Regions from separate parts of the Mus musculus genome. Here region 1 is linked to region 2. Evidence: chromatin loops called from intact Hi-C (ENCODE). Cell type or tissue: left cerebral cortex. All regions are shown on one strand. Each heading gives the region's core, and the rest is flanking DNA. Links, peaks and the distances in the headings are about the cores only.

Region 1 (11,619 bases), core at 2,490-10,489, 130 kb after region 2:
GAACTAGACAGATGTGGTCATGAAAACAGAGGGAAGAGCGCAGGAGCCATGGGAAGAGGGATGGTGAGCGGGCTAACTGGGAACTCTCAAGATCTGAAGATCCATGTGCATATTTGTTTCTTTACAGAAACCCGGGATGGACGTGGCCGACGCCTACGTGACTTTCGTCCGCCATTCTCAGGATGTCCTTCGTGATAAGGTCAATGAGGAGATGTATATAGAAAGGTTATTTGATGTAAGTAAATGCCTTCCCCTCCTTGCAGCCCAAGGAGGGGAGCTTCCAAAATGTGACAAAATGAGAGACAGGAGGATAAGTCACATTTTGAGAAAATTGATTGGTCCTGATTCAAAGAGAATCTCTCCTCTCCCTCTGCCTTAGGCTCTTGTGTCTCTGCCGTGTCTGTTATCCTGCATCCTGCATCCTGGTGTGGCTGTGTCTGCATCCCAGTCTGTGTGATATGTGGACGGTACACAGCCTCCCAGCAAGCAGGCACATTCTGCACGAAGCTGTAGAGGCAGACTCCTTGAACTGGCAAAGGCCTTCTTCCATCCCCATTCTCCTCCTTGCAATCTGGCCGTTTGTAGAGGACATGTTCCCACTGGTGATGCTGAGACCAGCACCACCTCTCCTGGGGGTAGTGCCTCCTTGATGCCAGCTGTGGTATGCAGATGTGCAATAAATGTCACATTGTTATGTCTTCCAACGTGTTAGAACTTCTGTAAAACGAGACAACTTCCATCCTGGGTGTTGCCAAAGGCTTATATGTGAGTCACTTGGTCAGTTCCTTTTGTAATCCATGGTGCTTCCTGTCCATCCACCTACCTCAGTAAGTCCAGTGAAAACCAAATGCACGGCGGTGCAGGGGGCGCGGGGGGTGCCATGTCAATGCAAACCAAAACACAGAAAATGCAGGCTTCCTTGCACCCACAGAAGTAGCTCTCAGGAAGACTTATTGCCACTGCAAAGTAAGCCACTGAGATCAAAAGGCATCGATCTCAAACTGTCTGCCCATCTGAAGCCATTGCAGATAGAGTTACCTCATGTAGCCAGGTACATTGCTTCTAGGTTCCCCCAAATCTACCTGCAAAGACCTGGCCAGAGTGCACTGGAGATGACGTCCTCGTCCTCGTCTACTTCCTCCCCCTGAAACGTGGGCCCTCCTGTCCAGGCTTTCGTCGTTGTAATGCCAGCCGGAACATTACTGTCTTGCTCAAGTGTGGAACCCTTGTTTCTGTATTTTTCCCGTAACTGTGTTCACCAATTGACGCTGCGTTTTGTATGTTTTTGTCCCGTAGCTAAATGAGCTCATTGTTGGCACCGCTCTCTGATTCTGAATTTCTATGCTTTGTCTTCCAGCTCATTGACTTTCCTGGTGTGCTCAAAAGGCTTCTTTCTGTCTCCTCTTCTCTTCTCTTCTCTTCTCTTCTCTTCTCTTCTCTTCTCTTCTCTTCTCTTCTCTTCTCTTCTCTTCTCTCCTCTCCTCTGTTCCATGCCCTATACCCCTCTCTCCCTGTCGCACCTTCCTTTGATAAAACCCCTCTTACTTTTTAATTCCCACTTGTCCTCTCTCAGATGAAAATGGAACTTATCTCTCATGTCAAATGTTTTATCACATTATATCAAGTGGCATGAATTAGAATCAAATAATCTTCCTGTGTACATCTTCTAGCATGGCCCACATCCACCGAGAATGCCTCATACATGCATAAAACTCACCAGTGGGGCCTCCCCTCATACATGCAAAAAGTTCACCAGTGGGGCCTCCCCCTCTCTGCATGCGTGCCTCTAGCAAAGGCCTGAGCCCAGTTAGTCTGGGGGAACTGTTGCCCATCCAATAGGCATTGAAAACAGCTGCAGCAGCACCCTCAGGTCTATGCCTAGACGTGTAGACTCTGCCCATCTCCACTGAATCCAAGTCCAAACTACAAATTTTCAAGAAGCTTGTGGGTGGCTCTTTTCAATGCCTAGGTTGCCTTGGTTTTCTGTTTTTCTTTGATGGTATCTTCTGGTATTCAGCTTTATGGTGTGTGTGTGTGTGTGTGTGTGTGTGTGTGTGTGTGTGTGTGTATTCCTCTATGAATTTGTGTGCAAATAACCTATGATCCCTGAAACTTTAAAACATCTAGTACAGAATCTGAAGCTTACTCTCTGATTTAGCCTGGCTCTTCACTGACAAATGATCCACCTTTCTACTACTTTTTTAAAAGTATAAATACAAGGAGGAATTTTTGTTTGAAGGTATTCCTGCCGAAGGCTGTGAGGCAAATGGTCTTTTGAGTGGCTCTTTGTATGGGAATTGCAATCAAATCTTCACTTGGAAGTTAAAAGGGAGCCTTATCTGGCACAGATGGGGAAAATGGACTTCCTAACTAGGAGAACACAAGCACATTCCAGCCCTCTGGGCTTTAGTGTGAACCGATAATTAAAAGAAATATTCCTAATATACTTTGCAGAAGCAAGTTCTGTTTTGGGGTGTTTGTGGTGGGGAGGTAGTGGTTTTCAAAAATTCACAAGTAGTAATAGTCCACTGAGCCAGCATCTATGGCAGCAGTAAATCTCTGAGAAACCACACACACGCACACATTACACATACAGAGTTTAATTTCAGATTGCCCCAATTTTCTTTTCCCAATACAATCTTTACTCTCCTCCTCTGAGTGGATGATTTTGCCACTCTAACCATGATAACTCTTCTATGCATTTCACCCTAACCTTATATAGAGAAAAAAAAATCACTCTTTTAAAAGCTTATTCAGACTTGAATTTCTTGGCCATTTACTTCCTTATTCTCCAAATAACCAGGTCCCCTAATTTACGGATTCTATCGGTGCTAAGCAACCTAACTGTGATACAAAAAAAAAAAAAAAAAGTTATTGAATCTGTCATGGATTTAAAACATTTGTCATTTAAAAACCCAGAGCTTCTCCAAAGCTTCATTACCATGCAGCTTCGGTAATTTAATTCAGTACTTACTGTTTTTCTATAATCTAGCGGCAAATCATCAGATTACCAACATGTTTGATTATTTTCGGCTTCTGTTTCCTCAAGCATGGTGTTTACTCCTTTGCATACATGCTCTGTTAAACTCTTGTGTCCAGTGAGATGAACTGGTAACGGGAATATCGAAGCAAAAGGGGTCTCATGAAAGCTGCCAGTCCACAGTTCTTATTACAGTGAACTAACGCTCTCTACCCCGCTCTCTAATGATAGGGTCCTGGGATGGCTTCCTAAACAATTGGCAGAAAACTATTGAGAAATACTTGTTGATCTGAGATATTTCTCTTCCAAATTGTTGCATTTTGATAAATGGCAGAAATGAATAATAGCAAATTAGCATTTTGAATGATGAAAAAATATAGATCTCTGAGATTGTTTGCGGTTTGGGGGTTGTTGGTTCTGACTGCCGTGTCTCTCCGGTTCTCTTCCTGCTGGCATCTGTCACTTGAGAAGCATGTTCTGAGACTCCTTGTTGTGTGTTTCCGTGTTTCCAGTCTTAGCTTTGTTTACCTGATAAATCCCCTGAGATCTTGTTCTTTGGTATCTTTTTCCACCCTCCCTATTACTTTGTGCACCCTTGCAGGAAGGCTGGATGGCTTTTGATATATGTTTGTGAGAAAAATTTGGAATTCTAGCTGGTCATGTATTGGCTTGTTTGATGTTGTAACAAGGTTGCTTGCCGGTGATTTCTGAGCTGGGCTTGTTCTTTTTTTCTCCTCTGCTTCATCGCTGTATTTTGGCTGGGAGCGGGGGTTTGTGGGAGATTGTCAGAGCAGCAGTGCGGGCTCTGTGTGTGATGCTCTGAATTGTGTATTTACTTTATTATATAACTTAAGAGCAGACTTTCCACATTAATCTCTACCATTTTAAAAAATCAAGCATTCTGTAGGATTTTGGAGAAATGCATTTAGATATAGTACTGCCTAAACAGATTTTTTTTCCAGTGAAAGTTTCCCTGTTTAGTAACATAGTTGCTTTATATATTCTTTCTATAAAGTACCAACATTATATATTCAATAATATATCTTTAAGACTGACTTCATCAATTTAAAATAATAGTCTGATGAAGACGAATCCCAGGACCATTCCCCATGGTACTTTTAGATGCCAAACAAACATTCTTATCTGCTTTTTTTATTTTTCAGGGAAAAAGAATGAAGCACAATTATACTGTTTTCACTTGCTGAAAAATAAGATTTTAATATTTAGACACAAAATATTCAGACATTTAAATGAAGTGAATATCATAATAAGTGTAGCAGTGGATTAAAATCATTTCAGAGGAGCTAAATTTTTAGAGGAAAATTGCATTAGTCTAAGATTCGAGAGGAAGCTTTGCCTCCTTGTCAATTATCGATGCTTTATAAAGAAAATAAAAAGCAGAGATCACAATAAGCTTTGTGTTCTGAAAGTAGCAGCTAAGGGAGGATGCTCAGGCTGGAGTAATAGCTTGCCTTTCCTCCGCCTTTGGTGATTAGTTCAGCATCTCCCTCAAAACAAAACAAAACAAAACAAAACAAAGGCGAGAGAGAGAGAGAGAGAGAGAGAGAGAGAGAGAGAGAGAGAAAGGAAGAAAGGGAGAAAGGAAGAAAGAAAGGAAGAAAGAAAGAGAGAGAAGGAAGGAAGAGAAGGAAGGAAGGGAGAGAGAGAGAAAGAAAGAAAGGTGCTTTCTGAAATTAGACATCAGATCAAGAGAAGCACCTAAGATTTCAAGGTCTAAGCAAAAATTAATTTATTTTCTTTCCTCCTTGTACTTCTTGAAGATACAGACTGAGAAGAAAATCGGGATTAAAAGAGATGTGCTTAGGGTGAATTCATCTGCTTAAACCTCGCAGGCTCAAAGATGAATGATTAAAAAGCCATCTCAAACTTGGCCGGAGTCCACGCTGCTGGTAATGCCGCATCCGCTCCAGCTTTCTCCTGCCGGCCCCGTGTCACTGTGAACCAGACCCAGGAACATTTGACTAGAGATGATACATGGATTATCTAGGTCAATTATACACTTAATCTGCCTTCTGGAGGATTAAGCATTTACAGATAGACTCTGCATTTGGCTTCTCCCTGGCAGTTATCAGATCAGGAAAAGGCCCCTTATCACACAGCCTTGTGCGAGCTTAATCAGGCAGTGTGGACAGATTCAGGGGCTCTGCCGCCTGGCATTCTCCGCCTTGCACAGATTCCCATTTGCTGTTCCATTTTCAAATCGAGTATTTGTTCACTTTACGTGGCAGCACAATAATTGGGTGTGAATATTTTCCTCTAAAACGGTAATTTGAAACATGAACCCTCTGCCTATTAAAATATGCTTCCTGGCTTTATATACGAATCTACTGATGACCTTGTTTTAATAGCCGTATTAAATTATAAGGGCCTGGTGCGTGAATGTATGTCAATCAAAATAGGAACCACGCCGCTGCAGGAAGTAAGGACTGAAGATGGGATCCAAGGAGAACGTTGTGTTACTAAATCTGTAAGGTAGGCCACCAACTTCCAGGTGAGGGAGCTGCTCTGAAAGCAGGCAGCAGGGAAAGGTGAGCAGGTCTCCAGGACAGAGTGTGCCATCCTAAACCCTGGGAGCCTGAGTTCTCTCTGCTTTAGCAGTAGCCGCCTTGAATACCCAGTATCTGGACTTCCAATGTGATGATGACAGGCACTGCTCCTAGACCATCAGATCAGATCTGCATGACATTAGAGGTTTTTAATCTCTTGGAGCCTTGGCTGATTCATCTAGGTAACAGGGATGATAATAAGAGGACCTTCCTCGGGGCATTTCGGGCATTTCGTTGTTAGGAGAGTGAGATGTCACCGCCAGGCGCAGCATCGGCAACTAAGGACTCATCCGGTAAGTGTTAGCTACCTCCCTCCTTATTCTCATCTTAACACTGGAACGAAAGCCCTTTCAAGACTGGTTTGTCTTGCTAAATGAAACTCCATACCTGTTCTGAGGACTGTGAGCACCTCTCTGGTGCTTAAGGTGGTAACCTCAAGCTTGCTTATATTCCTCCTTGTTTGGTAGCCTGGTTTTCTCTTACTTTTGCTAAAACATATTTCAGAAGCAGCCAGAGCAGTGTTAAGAATGATAGTTAGAATTAAGCCAGAATGGAATAGAAGCCTCTAGTTGCTTCTCTAAGCTCAGCCTAGTCTGTCAGGTCCCCTTACCCTCAACCCCTATTCCCACCCCAAACTCCACCCTTTGCCCCCACCCCCACCCCTGGGTAAACAAACAGACTTGTAATAGTTTAAAATTCAACTTCTGGTGGATGCCAGCCTTTGAACTAGAGCCTTGTACGCATTGGGCAAGTGCCCTACCGCTGAGTTGCATCCCCAACCTGGAGCAAACTTTATCATTGTGTCGGGAGCACCATCTGGCAAATCTTGTTCACTCAGGTGATTCAGAAATGAGCTGGCATCAAGCCCTGACAAACCTGTGGCCAATTAGAAAAACAGAACTCGGCCTCCAGGAAGGTTGTTTTAACAGGGACCTGAGAAAGAGGGGTAATAGATAACTCCTAATTGTTAGAACTAATTGTTAGAATACACGATGTGTATACTGTAAACATTTTGGAAACACAGCCAAGCAAAACTAAGAACATTGAGATGTCATGTTCCCAAAACCCAAGAATGGTGAACTGGATATTTATTCTTTTAATTTTTTCCTAATTAGATTCATTGTGTGTGTTTTTCCAAAAGAAGTAAGCAAGAATTGCTGTTTCAGTTGACAGTCTCTGAGTTCCATGCCAATAAGTGTTCACCTAATATGCTGTCTGTATTCAGACCTTCCCACTTGTCCCCTAATACTCTTTGTAAGAAGTTTGTGAGAACCAGGGTCCCATGCCAAGCAACATGTGTGGGCAAGGGTGTGATGTCACATACATTTCCTCTCAGCTAGCACTGGCCCTCTTTCCACGCTCCTGACTTGGTAGAGGGACCACCGTGCCAATTGCTTTGCAGACTCGAGGGGTTTATTACCATCTAAACATAGAACTCATTTGTTGAGAAGAAAAAAATCAAGCTGAATTCAACCAAGTAGTTCTTTTAAGCATAATTAGTAACTTAGCAGAAACCAGGTTTTTTTAAAAGCTGTTCTCTGCATATAAGGAGAATCTCTGAAGCTAGTTTTCAAAGTGGGGGTGCAGGGTAGGCAAACTGAAAGAGAACTGCAAAGGCCACCTTCCAAGTCAGCCAGGTAAGGAGAACAGGGCTGTTTTATGGGACACATACTTACACCTGGCCTGGATGAATGAATCTGTGCGGAGGGGATCAGCATGTGTATGTGCACATGTGTAGAGACCACGGGTCAGTATTTGATATCTTCCACAATGGCTCACCTCTTACTCTTTAAGATGTGGTCTCTGCTGACCCTGCAGCTCTCCAGCTCAGCCAGACTGTTAGCCAGTGAGCCTTGAGCCTCCGTTATCCTCACCCCTTTTCCCTCCCCACTATTGGAATCACACAAATCAGTAACAGCATACGTAGCCTTTTCATGTGGCTTCTGGGGTTGAGCTCACTTGCATAATAGCAAGCATGTGAGTCCCCTTCCTGCCCTGTGTTCCGGTATTTCTTAAGTTATTGTGACTGCTTGACTGAAGCATGGGCTTGGCAAATTTGACATACATGTGCACATATATACCATTAGGAAGACTTCTGAGTTAATTCTCAGGTTGTTGCTGATGTTATCAACCTAAAATGAAGTGTCTGTGTCAGTCTGATGCTGTACTTTTTTATACTTTCAGATCATATTTAAATTGAACTGTAACCTTATCGCTTCCATCTCTAGGGGACTATATATGTACAAACTGGAAAGTCGACTAACCGCCCAGTCAAGGAAGGGTACACAGTTGATTCTTTCACTACTTGGGGCTTTGAGCCCCAAAATAAATTCTGGTATTAAAATTTTGATCTGAGACAGGACTTAGAAGAGACAGAAAGGATACAGGAGTAGGCAGAGGAGAAGGAATGAGAAGAGAGTTTTTATACATGCCTCTCTCCTTAGGAATTAATTTTTCCTGTTACACAGAGACATACAACAGGTAAATGTGTGACTATGCATGTAATATGTGCTATACAAAAAACAGAACGTGACATATGCATTCTATCTTTAAAGGAAATGAGTTATAATTGCTTAAAAAGAATACTAACTACACATATTTAAATTATAAACCAATCCAGCTCATCTTCAAATTATCTACCCTCCCAGCCACCCAAAGACTCAGTGGCTTGGAGCTTACCTCCCGTTATGGACTTGTGCTTTGCACAGATTTGGTTGTATTCACTTCCCTTCTTGCCATGTGTGTAGTCTGGGCCAGGTCTTTAGCCAATGGAATAAGCTTCTGCTGGTAGATTTTTTTTTTAAGATGATAGAAGTAAGCTTTACTAAGATGGGGGTGAAAGGAGAAGATTGGAGGATGTTTTGATGCCTCTAGTTTCCTGTTGCAATTAATTGCTATGCAAATATAAGTCACCTCTTACTCTGGGACCTCCACAATAGACAATAACATAAAATAATAGTTATTAATTCCTTTGAAATTGGAATCTTAGCTATAGAAAGTTATTTATTTTTTGTTCTGGGGATGGTGCCCAGAGCCTTGTATGTGTGAGGCAAGTACTTTACCACTACCTACAGCCCAGCCTCACAGGCACATTTCTATCCCACCTGGACATGGGCATTCTTTTCTCTGTGCTGGGTGGCTTGAGGTTTAAGCAGGCTTGGACAAAGAAAAGATAGGAGACCATTTCTAGATTCAGATTAATTATATAAAATGGGAGATCTCTCTTCAAGGGGAATTGAGTGGTTTTTTTTTTCCTTGCTAGCACACTGACAGATTTACACTGCAGTAACATATCTTGAAATAGGTTTTCTAGGTCCAGCTACTTCCTTCCAAGGCTATCCATCCATTTAAATAAATCTTGCTTACTCTAGGGCAAATAAATCTTCTATAAAACCAACCTTTCTTTTTCTCTGGAGCCCGTGTGCTACCAAGGGTTTAACTGATTGTCTTTATGAGAACAGCTTTCTCTATTCCAGGAGACATTTGGTAAAGACAGTTAATTTGTTTTCTTTTCCAGAGGAGAATGTTCTATTAATCATCCTAAGAAGTTAGAATGATTTCTCTGTTACATTAGGGTCACAGTATCCGTGTTAACCTGACCTGCACAATACTTTTGAGTCTTAGAAAAGGTTTCTCTAATTTTCTTATGGCAGACTAGTGCCATGGAAGCTGGAAGTTACATTCCTAAGCATGTTACTCATGCACAACTGTGCATGTACATACACACACACACACACACACACACACACACACACACATGTTCATACACATGCACACACAAACACATGGAATATCCAAGGTACATTCTGTGGAACAAATATCATCACATTCTGTTAGAGTAGATAAGATATACTGTTAATATTTCTCATTGATTAACCAGTAAACTATTTCTGTCTCTGCTCCATAAAGGCTAAGGCTACTTTTTCAAGGTTTCAACTACTAGGCCCTAAGCCAGAGTTTTTACTCAAAGCTTGCTGCATTTTGTTATTCTTTGGGGTTTTGGGGTGGGGCGGGTTGTTTGGTGTTACCCTAGCAGAAACTTACATAGACCAGGCTGGCCTCTAAGTTGCAGCAATTCTTCTGTCTCTGCCACAGATATGAACCACCATACCACTCTCTAATTTTGTCCTTAATGATAGGTTATAAAATATTATCTCCAAGTTCCTGGCACTCCGACTATAGTCAGTGGTCCCCAGCATATCATCAATGAGATATTGTAGAAGCTGCATGGTATTAGCCTTAGACTTAGCTGCACTCAACCAGGATCCTCTGGCATTTCAAATATAAACCAAAGTTCAAAAGATACTAAGCAAACCCAGTGATTTCCAAACTTACTTGGAAGAAGTAAAACTAATATCAGTGATAGAATACTCAACTAGCATGCATGAATCTTACATACACATTAAGAAATAATTTTTAAAAAAGAACAAATGGGGGCTAGAGAGATGTCTCAGAGGTTAAAAGCACTGACTGCTCTTCCAGAGGTCCTGAGTTCAATTCCCAGCAACTACATGGTGGCTCACAACCATCTGTAATGGGATCCAATACCGTCTTCTGCTATGAGTGAAGACAGCTACAGTGTACTCACATACACAAATAAATAGATCTTAAAAAAAAAAACCAACGTAACTGCAGTTCAGTTTAAGCACCATTAGGACACACTCACACACAATACACATACTCACATGCACATACACACATACACATATGTATGTACAAATGCACACACACGCATACATACATACTCACATACATACACACGTACACACAGCTTTTAAACCAATATTTACCATTATTGCATGTATTGGCTCTGATATGTTCCATTCCACCTTTCAAAAATATTGATGATAACAAAATTTCACTTGAACAGGTTACATTCTTCAGTTTCTAAGACATTATTTAGAATGAAGTTTCTCATACTTGATCATATTGACATTTTGAGCTATGTAATTCTTTGTTGTGGGAACTATTCTATATTTTAAAGGATGAAGTCACATTGGTGATTTCTGCTTGAGATGCTAGCAGCAATCGCCATCCCCCAAACTGTGAAAACAAATGTCTCCAGGTAGGACTACATTTCCACCGGCAGGGCAAAATAAATCACTACTGTTTGTGAGCCACTGATCTGGAAGGAAAGAGGTCATACAGGATAACCTCTTAGAGGAAGGTCAACCTTCCCTCTGCATCCCCACGATCTCACATGAGTTTACGAGGATGCTTTGGTGATGACAACAATGATGAGCTGATTTCTCATCAGAATCCTTACTCACCAAGCCCATTGTCCACCAGAAGTTATTTCAACTGTCCGTGCTGTGCTACAAGAAACACTCCACTTGAGGGACTTAGAGCCATGCTAGGGAGAGCTTGTGAGAGAGTTTGGACTCTGTGTTCCTTCTCTCGCTTGCTTCCTCTAGAATAGTCTTGTCAGTAGCCAGGAGAAGTCACTGAGGAAGTATGTTAAGTCGCCAAAATGCTTTTACCCAATGGTTTCTCTTTCCATTTTGAAGTTATATAGGGACCTTGTCTAGGAAAGGAAAGGGAAAGAAAGAAAAGAAAAGAAAAATGGCCGGGCAGTGGCACGCACCTTTAATGCCAGCACTCAGGGGGATGAGGCAGGTGGATCTCTTTGAGTTCAAGACCAGCATGGTCTACAGAATGAGTTCCAGGGTAGCCAGGGCTACACAGTAAAATCCTATCTCAAAAGAAAAAATTAAAAACAAACAAAAATGGCTATTTCTATCAGGTAGCATTCTGGACATTTTCCCATGCCTAAAACTCCAAAAAGAAGTTTCAACTCACATTCTTCATTCACACCAAATTCCCAGTTCAGACGAGAATGCTTCTTGGCCAACTGTTCTGCTAAACCCCTGCCAAGTTGACTCAGAGTCCAGTTAGTGGAATCTGCGGGTTCACCCACAGCAGGAAGATTCCCATGTCAATCTCCTTCAAGGGCGGTGTCGCTCGCCATCTTGATTTGCCTTGCCTGCCTTTGGCAGAAGTTTTACTGTGACTATGCTTGGACTAAAGCCAGTCATGCCAACAAAATTGTAGGTCTGATCCAAGACAGGGTTA
Region 2 (11,619 bases), core at 2,343-10,342:
TATATATTCATTTGTCATTTGTTTGTTTACTTGTTTGCTGACTGTGGCATCGGGGTGGGAGGTGACGTTCTGGACTTCACAAATGCTAAGCAAGCCCTCTACAACTGAGCACCATTCCCAGCGAATGTCAAGACTCATGTTTATACTTCAACAACCTTGTCTAACAGAATCCTCCAGCAGCAAACATCAAAATTGAAGCCAGTTGCAGCCCCCCTCTGGATGATTGATAGAACAAGAACCAGAAGATTAAATGCCAATGCATGCCAGGCCCCCTCTCTCTCCCAAGCCCTAGCTGAGACTCTCTTTTATGTCCATAAATTCCATGAATATATTGATATCTGATCTTAGCACATAGTGCAAGAATGCTGACAGGATCAACTGAGTGATTTACAGAAGCACTACTGACTGAGGTGACATCTGCCACAGTGACCTAGGGCTCACCAAGCCTCCGGTGATCTGGCAGCCACTCTGCCTCAGTTGTGCTCCAGCCACCGTCTCTTCCTCACGTACTGTCTTGCTCCCTTTCTATGTGCAACATCTTCTCTACCTGCAGCAAGTGTGCACATCTTAGATAGGACCTTTGCCTAAGTACCCTGCCCAACGGCTTCCTAACCTTATTTAGGAGAAACTTATGGGCTGATTTGACCTTTTAGAAAACCCTGTGGCTTCTGTGTAATGTCTGGAGCAGAGGCCAAGACTAAGGAGAGCAGATAGAGGTTCCATCATGGTCCAAGATGTTAGTCTTTGCCCCATAGACTAAGCCTGCCACAAATGTATTCATAAAATGAGTAATTTCATTTCAGTGTTCCACACAAGCATGGATTATTATGTATTTTAGTGTGTTCTGTGTAATGAGTATATCAAACCCATGTTATAAAGTTTCTTTCAAAATGATTTGATTCATGATGTCATAGACAATTGAAAGAAAATAGCAATTGTATCATAGGCTGTGTCAATGTGGGACGAGCTGTGAATGTTGAGAGGAGAAAGTCTAGAGCCTGGGGCGTCCCCTCACACTATCTGGGTGTGTTGCAGCCTCTTGGTAGATGAGGGCTAGGTTTCCTGGGGAGTATGGTAAAGTGCATCAGGCATATTAGTCAGGCACTAATGCAGCCCTGGTCTTCCTTTTCCCTGCAGGTACTTATGGACCATTGGTAAGAATGTGTGGAAGAGGTGGAAGAAGAGGTTCTTTGTGTTGGTGCAGGTAACTTTTCAACTCTGTCATCAGTCTCAAGAGCTATCTGTATTACAGATTCGGCAGTATGAATGCATGCTTTTGATCTGAGGTACGGCATATGGAGGCCACGAAGCCTGAGCATTGAGTTCCATGCTGCTTTCCAGATTATAAACTCACAGAACCACACAGAGGTCTCTTCCTCCCATACCTGTAAAACCTTCCCTTTGCAATGGACTTCTGGGTTTCAACAGTTAGACTATTGCTGACAGTACCACAAAAAAAAAAAAAAAAAAAAATCCGTAGATACACAGATGTATACACAGAAGTAGAGTCAAACACAGAGACCAATAATGTGTTGCTAATGTTTAAAATAATATCTTCACTCTCCTAGATGCATCTAAAAATTTCCCTACAGACTTATAATAAATGTCCTCAAAACACTTCTCCAACCCCTTTTGCTGTTGGTTTGAGCTTCAACTTTTTTCAGTTGGCCATTAAATTTGCCTTAACTCTATCTGACACACAGTCTCCACCAGGGCACAGAAGCCATAACTCAATCTTCAAAATGTTCACTGCAGTGCTCTCTGAAATACATCTCAAAGTGAGGCACCTTGTAATCGTGCTTCCTGAGCTATTTCACCTCTCTTTGGAGCCATGCCTGCACTGACTCTCACTGTGTGGCAGCTCCCGCTTGGTTCTAAGTAACTGCAGGAGTTTCTGGCAACACTTGTCAAGCCTACAACTATATTCAAGTATACCCTTGATGCTTTTTCACTGCTTTGGGGCTAAATTCATTCCAATCCATCCTAAGGTGCTTCTGTGTTGCCCACACCACACTCACACCTTCCAAGTGTCCACAAATGCCTTCAACAACTGCGGGAAGATAAAGGAAGAGAGGAACCATTCCTGGCAATGACACGTGGTTCTGAGGAAGTCAGATCACGGGGTCTAGGCAGTAGTTGATGACATCTTCCCAGCAGAGTAAGCAAACATTCTCTTGGCAGGACATGGGGTCCCTCTGCATTCTGAGCACCCAAGAGTTCTTCACTCAACACGTAGCTTTTCTCTGAGAATGAGTGTGAAGATGAAAATGAAAGGATGTTTAGAAGCAGCTGATCTCAGGCTAAGAGAATATTCCTTCAGCAAAGTGCTTGACATTCAAGCATTTGATTCCTAGAACTAATATAAAAATTAATTAAAATAATTGACACTGCTATAAATCCCAGTGTCAAGGAAGCAGAGATGGGAAGTTCTCTGGGGCTCACTGGATAGCCAGTCTGAATGAATTATCCCTTTTCAGTTTCTATAAAGGACCTTATGTCCAAAACTAAAGTGGAGAATAATGGCTTCCAGGTTCACGTGTGAACATAGTACACATCTGTTCACATGTGTGTGCACACACACGTATACACACTCATACAAGTAGCTGGCCTCTCTCTTTAGAAAAAGAAGCTTTAGGGAAAGAAACTGGGTGGGCAGGGAAGGGGGAGATTTGGAAAAAATGTAAGAGAAACTGTCTCTGCATGCTGTGTACTGAACCCAAAAGAAGAGAATGGCTTTTTCTGGGCTGTGCAACTGGAACACAGATGTTTTGGGGCCTTCACACACAGACTTCCTTTAAGAGGAGATGAGAATCACACCATAGCTTTAAAAAAGAAAGCTGTATACTGACTTTGGAAAAAAACATAAAAGGGCACAGGCTGTCTGAGGCTCTGTGGCATTCCTAGAGAGCAGGAGAGATGCATTGCAGGATGCCAAGAGGCTTCTCATGATTAAGAGGTGCTGCCTGCCTTTTTTGGTAGCACACCCACACACTAATCAAGCCTCTGGCTCATTGAGATCAGACCTTTCATCCCTTACCAGTCTAACCTCTGAAGGTGACATGTCAGCTCCTTTATCACAGTGATGGGGAAGCCAGCACTAAGCCTCTAGTGTACTGCCTTGGTCTCATGGCATTGACCATAGACTGCCTGTTCCTATTGTTCATGGAACCAAGGATCAAAGGAATTAACTGGGTAATTATATGCAAACAGCACACCAAGGCCTCCTCAGCCCTGGTCCCTGAAATCCCTATGCATGCCCTATAAGTTTAGCTGTAGCCTATAACCCAGAAATGACAGGGGTCTTTGACATCCTAGGTCAGGGAGTTCCTTGGGACTCACTGTCAGTCTGTGGGAGCATGGCAAAGACTACATGTGCCTTCATCACTATGACTGACCACACTGAGCTCTATTCAGTAGTCAGAATCCCTGACCTGGGTATACGAATGCAGAGTCAAAGGGAAATGTGTGCCCATTCCAGATAATAAAGTCTCATCTCTTCTCCATTCATGTCTTAAAGTTGATTTTCTTGGAGGTGGGAGGATAGCTCAGTTGGTATAGTCAAACTCTAACATGCACGAGGCTTTGGAGTCTCTCCCCCAACACATCATGAACAAACTACTCTAACGGATTCCTGGGAGGTGGGGGCAGAAGGATCAGAAGTTAAGGGTCAGTCTTGGCTAAGCAGCAAGTTCAAGGCCAACCTTGAACCTCGTGAACCTGTCTGAAAAAGTGTATTGTTATTCTCCAATATGAAAACTATTTCAACTTTTAAAAGGGAGGTGTTTGGTTTCCCACTTCTTCAAAGTATTTCAGCCCAATGTCAGCACTGCTAAATTGTATTTTAAATGTCCCCTAAAATGCTAATAATAGCATATTTCTATGGTTCTGTGAAGTTCACAAAGTGCTTGAGAAATTGGTCTTTGCAGATATCTATACTACAGTGAATATAGATTTTCTCCAAATTTAACATTAGGGAAAACTGAGGCTCAGTGTGCTTATGTGACCTGTTCAAAGACAGAGCATGATGGAGCTAGAGAGGTTGTCCAGTGGTCTTGAGAAGACCCAGGTTTCATTCCCAGAAACCATCTGGTGGTTCACACCCAGTTGTAACTTCAGCTCCAGGGAACTGATACTCTCTTCTGGCCTCTACAACCATGTGGTTCACGGACATACACATAAATAAAATTAATTTAAAAATTAAAGATGGTGACTGATGAGCAGCTAACTATGAAGTTCAGCACAGGTCTTCAGGCTGCATCTGTCTCATCCAACTGAGCACCTAGGTGGGTCTGATACGCAGAGAAGTTTATGCACACAAAAGTTCCTAGGATTCATCTACTTTTCATTCATGAAGTGTATGTTCCCTAAACCCACACTCTCTGTTTCTGGTTTCCTACAGGCATCATGACTGAAATTTCTCATTATTCCAGCTTTCAGAACAGATACTAAAGCTGAATAGGATAAATAGCATTCATAGATAAAATGACTTGTCAAGCAGTATTTTAACAACCCATCCAGATTCACTGTTATTTAAAAAATGAGTTGTAAGACATGTAAGTGGTAAGAATGTTTCCACACAGTTCTGAAGGATGTACATAGAGTTACATTCTGATTACAAATGACAGGAAACAGCCAAACTGGCTCTCTAGTGATTACCCTCTTCATTGTCTGTTTTTGTTTGCTTGTTTGTTTGTTTGATTGATTGATCAAATAGTTTTTGGGTTTTTTTAAGAGGCTCTGTATCTCTGTATCTCTGTATCCTCTCTCTCTGTCTCTCTGTCTCTCTCTGTCTCTCTCTGTCTCTCTCTCTCTCTCTCTCTCTCTCTCTCTCCATACACACAGGCTCTTACTGAATATATGCACACACACACACACACACACACACACACATATAGTCTGCCTTTTAACTGGTGGTCTTCTTGCTTCTGCCTCTCAAGTGTTGAGATTAAGGTTGTATAACACCACACCCAATACCGTGATTTGTTTTGCTTTGTCTTATACCTTTGCTTTCAATTATGGGGATCAGACAAGCGTCCTGTACCTAAGCTTGTACTATCATGCTCTACTGATGAGCACTCAGACTTCAGCCCTCTCAACTAAGGCTCTGATTCACTCGTCTGATTTCAAAGAACTTACCTATTTGGACTTTTCCCTGACCCAATACACACAGAGATGTTGGTAACTGCTGCCCTCTCCATTATAAGCCCCTTTCTAGAGAGGCCCATTGGACTTGCAAACTTTATATGCCCCAGTACAGGGGAATACCAGGGCCAAAAAGGGGGAGTGGGTGGGCAGGGGAGTGGGGGTGGGTGGATATGGGGGACTTTTGGTATAGCATTGGAAATGTAAATGAGTTAAATACCTAATAAAAATGGAAAAAAAAAGTAATAACATAAAAAAAAAATAAGCCCCTTTCTATTTTAAAAACGGCAGAAAATGAGCTAAAGTAGCAAAAGTCTGGTCACCTGTAAAATCAAACTTTGATCAAAGCCTAGGGAATCCCAGGAGCCAATCCTCACTTCTACCCAGAGGGCCACTGCTTGGCATAAACCAGGATGCTGCAAGCCCTGTGCCCATCACTCGTGACTATTAAACCTCTACTCTGCATTGCTTGTACTCTCTGACTTCAAAAATCACCTCTCAGGCTCTGGAGCACGTGGAGAACACGTGCCTAAAGTGTGCAAGAACTTGAGTCCAGTCCCAAAACTTGTCAAAATGAACACATTGGCAGTTTAGGGGGAAACCTGCATTTCACTGGGAATAGCTTTCTATTAATAAGATGTGACAGCTTTAAAAATGGAAAGTTCCCAAATCTCTGTCAGCTCCTTGGTGACCTCCAAGCATTCTGGGAAAACTAAGATGCATCTATAACTCAGGATAATACTCCAAGGATACTCTCCCCTCTTCTGAATCCTAAAGTAAATTGTCAGATCTTAAAGAAAAAACACTCCCAGTGAGCCAACTCAGGTTTGTCTAGTTTGTGTTGTTGTTGTTATTGTTGTTGTTGTTGTTGTTGTTGTTGTTGCTGCTGCTGCTGCTGTTGCTGTTGCTTTGGTTTGGGGGCTTGGGGGTGGGGTGGGGAGGTGGGAGTTGTTTTATTTTATTTTGTTTCTTTTTTTAACCAAGTCACACAGCCTCAGCCTGCAGGGCATGTCATCAGTAATTCCAGAAGAGGGCAGCAGCAGACAGCACTGCAGAGAGGAAGCCACTAAAACAGGGAAGAAAAAAGTGAAGGGCTCAGTAGTAGTAGAAGCATGCCTCTCAGTATCACATGCTTTGGCTGTTGTATTTATGTGGACCTCAAGTGCATATTGGCGCCTTTCTGGCTGACCTCACTGACAAACTCTACCCTGTCTGCTGTTGCCAGGTGAAAGAACTAATCCAAATCACCAGAGTAGAGATCTAGCAGTGTCTCCTGTCATTGTTTTGTGGTGAGGGCATCATGGAGGATTTTTTTTGTGGGTAGGATCAGCCACAGGTTGGAATGGCCTGGTACTATATGTGGAGAGACACTGTAAATCATGGAGAAGGGTGTCATGGATTAAACATATGTCCCCCATGTGTCAGACTCATTTAACAAATGCCTATTGCTTGTGAAACTGTAAATAGAACAAAAGTACTCCTTCAAAGGACTGGTCACCTACAGGGAAGTCCTCTTTGAGCTGAATGATGGAGCCAGATGCACAGGGACTACTTAGTTACGCACACCAATAGAGTGATTGCTGTATGGGCCTCTCACATGATGTGGGTACCTCAGTAACTACCCAGTAACAAGCTGATGCACAGGGATGAGGGGAGAGGAGGAGGAAGGGAGCACAACACAGACGAGAACTTTGAGGTTGGAAGATGACAGTTTACTGGACCTGGCCAGGAACCCAGCTTCTATGACCACTCCCATTTGCACTCCGACATCCATTGTAGGAGAAGGGGAAGTCTTGGGTGCTCTGCTTGTTATAAGAAACTAGATGGTGTTCTCTTATCAAAGTTCTCCTTCTGGTCTAGCCTGTGAGACAGTGCATTCTTCAGAATCCCAAACTGGGCAGGAAAATTCTCATGAGAAACCAACAGAGGGCAGCAGCAGACAAACCAGCCACGTGAATGCGCTCTTGCCTCTTACTCTGAACCTTCAGGACGCGGGACAGCGAAACCTATTGTAGAGCCTGAAAGCACCAGTTTCTCGTACTTGCCCTTAAAAAGAGACCAGTCTCACTGTGGAGGAGACTACAGCTGTCCCTGGCTGGGTTCAAAGTCTTAGAATTGTCTCTTTCAATAAAGGAAAGTAAGGGGTGAAGGATGTGGCAGTCCTTCACCGAGGCATTTGACATACGTGGATGACGGTAAATGTGCCTGTGAGCTTGGCTGGAAGCTGGGGGTAGGCCTGTTTTGCTACAGGCTCCTTGCCAATAGGCCAGATGTAGAAAAGGGAAGCATCGTCGCCAGTTCTGCATACACAGTGACAACAGGGTCCTGAAGGCAGGCCTGCAGCTTGGAGCACCACCCTGCACTGCCATGGAATGCCAATATCAGTAAAGTGAGGGCTGCCATGTAGGGCACCAGTGACAACGGCCATGCCATCGGGGCTTGGGGCTGCCTGGCTATGACTGGCACCTAGCAGTCGAGTGCTCATTGCTTGTGACAGCATGTCACTGTGGCACTTGTCTAAGATGGAGGGGGGACTCTACCAAGTCACTGCAAGTGCCCCCTCAATAGCAGCAAGTAGCCAGAAAACAAAACGAGAAGCTCAACACTGACAAAAGCAGCGCTTGTTGTATGTGAATGCAAGGTTGGGGGGGGGCATAGCTTTGTGTGAATTCAAGTGTATGAGAGGAGACCATATCTTTGTGTGAGTTCAAGTACAGCTTGTTATATGTGAATGTGGGGGGGGGGGATATAGCTTTGTGTGAGTTCAAGTGCATAAATGCCACAGAGCAGGTTAAAACCCAACCTTGGGCGTCAGTCTTTGATTACCACCATGTTTGGAGGCAGGATCTTTTGTTGCTCTTCACTGTGTATGGAAGTTTGGCCAGCCTGTGGGCTTCTGGGCATCTCCCATCTCTGCTTCTCTTCTCTCCATGGGGCATGGTGATTGCAGATTTGCACTACCCATTTTGGCTTTATGTGAGTTCTAGGGAAGTGAACACGGGTCCTCGTGCTTGCTTAGTGTCTTACCCACCAAGTCATCTTCCAAGCCTTTTAAACAACTGCAAAGAAAAGAATTTTTGTTCTCTAACTGCTGGCCAAGATTATATTGGGTAACACGTGTAGAACTGTTGCCATTCAGTCAGCCTTGTATCACAAAAGTGTGGCAATGTGTGTGTTTAACCCAGTTGGTGTTAAGAACAGCAATGTGGGCTGAGCTAGTGCACAGTGTAACCCCAGAACCCACAATATTGGGGAGGAGAATCAGAAAATCAAGGCCAACCTGAGACATAAGGAGACCTGTCTCAAAATAGTAGATAGGAGGCTGGAGAGACAGCCCAGAAACCACATCAAAAGGGACTTGCTGGCCAGCCAGCGCAGCTGTGATTTACAGGCTGATGAGAAGCACTGTCTCAAACAACAGGGTGGATGAACGTCACCTGAAACTAACCTCTAGCCTTCAAACACAGGTTCACATTCATGTAAATATACCCTCACCTCTGCCACATGCACAGGTTTACATGGGCACCCACATGAAATGCATACACTAGACAAAAATACAAGTCAAACAACCATAAAGATAGAAACAGCTGACTGTTCCTAATCACCTACTAACTGACAGGGACAAATTCTTACTTCCATTCTGCACATGAACCCACTCTAACCTCATGGGCCACTGTCAGATACTATATCCAGTGTGAATGAGACCATGGAGCAACTGGGGCTTCAGTTAAATGTAGATGGTTTCCAAGGGGGCATGAGTCTTGGTGGGACAGTCTCACAGTCTGATTTTCTGTCCTGCAGGTCAGCCAGTACACTTTTGCCATGTGCAGCTATCGAGAAAAGAAGGCAGAGCCTCAGGAACTCCTACAGCTGGACGGCTACACCGTGGATTACACCGACCCTCAGCCAGGTACCCACCTCTGCCTTGGCCACGCACTGACAAAAGACAAGCTCGTGTTAGCAAGATGGTTTATGCTAGGCAATAACCTGTTACACCAGAGAGTCTCTGGTTCAAAGCCAAAAAGAAAACACATACTTTGTCATTTATGCACCTGGGACATCAATGATGTACTCTACAATACGCTGCTGAGGATATCCATAAGAAAGAATATATACTTGTATACCTACCAGGGAACTGCATTTGTATGGGACTATGGTGTGTGTGTGTGTGTGTGTGTGTGTGTGTGTGTGTGTGTGTGTGTGTGTATACATATGGAGTTGCATGTGGAGACCACAAGTTGGAATCAGGTGTATTCCATTGCTCTCATAATTGAACCAGGAGCTCAGTGATTGGCTAGGCTGGAGTGATGACTATCAAATGCCAAAGTCTCTGCCCCCTCCAGCAGTAGACTGACAGGTATAAGCCCGACTGTTATATGGGTGCTGGAAATGAGACCCTCGCTCTTTCGTGGTAAGCACTTTACCAGCAGAGGCAACTCTTCAGCCTCTAAGCCATGACTTCAGCCTCAGTGTGTGTCATTGTTTTGGTGTCCAAGAGAAGCTGCCTCCCAGCACGCTTGTCCCCTAGACAGAGTCCAAAACTACACAAGGTTAGCTGGTGGAACTAGAGAAAGAAACTTGTGCTACCCTATCCACTGTATTCCTTACAAGATGCCTCTCTCTGAATTGAAACGTTGATGCGCCTGGGCTTAAGTAGCGAAGAGCGCCTTGCAAGTGGTGGTATTTCTTGTAAGTTCTACATTGCATACATTCTACATCCTGCCCCCTCACACCTCTCCCCATACCCATTTTATTTTTTCCCCAGAAAACTGAATAGAAATCAGTTTCAAAGAACCTTCAGAATGGGTGGGGGGTGCGAAATCATTTCAGCATATTAATGAACAACGAGCACCAGCAGCCCTCTCCCGGAGTTCATTTTTATGCCAAATCTGCACTAGGCTTTTCCAACCACACTGCATCATTTGGCCCAAAACCTTTTTTTCAACTCCCATATTGCTCTTCCACGTGCAACAAAATACACAGGAGGGAGGGGGGAAGCAGAATTTGAGAGAAGATGGGGCATTATAGGGTATTAACCCAAAAAGGTACGACAAAGAAGACCTGGTCCCTGCCTTCCTAGGGTCATCTGTCCTCCCTAAATCCTGGCCCTGAGGGGATTCAAGCAAGTCAGACTCTTTCCAATTTCTGTTTGTAACTACATCCTGCCAGAGTACCCACTGTACGGCACTGAGTTCGTGAGATCTGAATTCAAATTTTGCCCAGAAGTTTTCCTAATGAACAGGAAGGAGTTCAAAATGAACATTCTATGCAACATGTCAGAATGACAGGATTCTGCACTAAAAGCCAGCAATTGGGACACTGTGAGGTGGTTTGTATTTCTCTCAAGTTTCTTTTTTCTCACTTAGGGTTTCTTTTTACAAAGGAAAACAGTTGTACCTAAGATGTATATCTTAGAGACAGAGGCCAGAAGATCAATATGACAAAATAAACCAAGGCCATTCTATACCTGGGATTCCTGCTGAGCCAATGCCCTCTCCCTCTTTTGTATGCCCACCAATGCTATTGTATGTCAGGAACTCCTGCCAAGTCAGTGCCAACTCTCTCTCTTCTGTGTGATTACACTGGACCCTTGTCACAATCCCACAAGCAAGCGGGATCAGAAATGTCATTCTGTTTTTTCAAATTAAGAAACAGATTGGAGAGGTCTCAGGCTATCTGTCAATGGAATAAGACCCTGGGACCAACCCATGTCACCCTCTTGCACTTGTCACTGAACAATCACAGCAAAGCTACCCATGGACTTTACAGATTAAATCAGGGTTTCCATGGCAGGAAGATGGAGGCAGGGAGTTCTATTCCACATACAGGAATAACACCTGAATATTCTCATTTTAAAGTTTATGCTTATTTTCACCTTCTGTTTATGAGTGATTTGCCTGCATGTATGTTAAGTATAGCACATGCTGTAGTACTCACAGAGGTAAGAAGAGGGTTTCAGATCCCCTGGAACTAGGGTTAGATGTGGTTGTGATTTGCTGTGCTGAGCACTTAGTGCTGAGAACTGAACCTAGGTCCTCTACAAGAGCATCAAGAGCTTTTAACCACCGAGCCAGTGTTCCGTCTCTGCATTTATATTCTTAAAGCTTGATTTATTATTTCCACGTTGATCTGATGAGATTTAATTTCTTCCTGAGAATTGTAAATAAAAAGTTAATTGACTGTGGTCTTGAAGGTAACAAGCAGTTGCTTCTCTCTGACTTTTCCTGTCCCATTTATTTCCCAAGTGACTTTTAATTGAAAATGGATATTTAATATTTTCTATTGTCCTAACTCAGATTCTTTTTTCTTTCTTGTGATCTTGGAGATGGACACTAGGGTCTTATATGGCAAACATTCAGCCACTGAGTTAATGCCCCAGCCTCTAAGCTCTGCATTTGATTGTTAAAAATTTCTGGTTCTTACTAAGGAGCCAGAAAGAGGTGGGGGCAAAATTTTCATACTCTCCTAAGCATTGGG

The links. A loop is a pair of places that touch in the nucleus more often than their neighbours do. Peaks named below come from ENCODE experiments on the same cell type or tissue, not always from the same donor. Only the 100,000 strongest peaks of a DNase experiment are listed, where the experiment ranks them.
Region 1: a loop joins it to region 2, with 3 times the contacts of the local background. A loop is called at or near these places in 10 of 42 quality-filtered maps.

The regions. Positions count from the first base shown.
Region 1 is chr14:12,400,170-12,411,788 of GRCm38, reverse strand. Cadps (Ca2+-dependent secretion activator) reads left to right here. Exons shown (of 31, transcript NM_001042617.1): 29 at 128-235. Among named protein-coding and RNA genes, the nearest start is that of Fezf2, 60 kb to the right of the region's middle. In left cerebral cortex, for the core only: no CTCF peak of the experiment used is centred there; DNase peaks (open chromatin) are centred at 3,727, 4,944 and 6,866; H3K27ac peaks cover 1,028 bases.
Region 2 is chr14:12,525,906-12,537,524 of GRCm38, reverse strand. Cadps (Ca2+-dependent secretion activator) reads left to right here. Exons shown (of 31, transcript NM_001042617.1): 9 at 1,138-1,204; 10 at 8,944-9,052. Among named protein-coding and RNA genes, the nearest start is that of Fezf2, 190 kb to the right of the region's middle. In left cerebral cortex, for the core only: CTCF peaks have their summits at 6,175 (motif pointing right) and 7,066 (motif pointing right); DNase peaks (open chromatin) are centred at 2,874, 6,186, 7,086 and 9,873.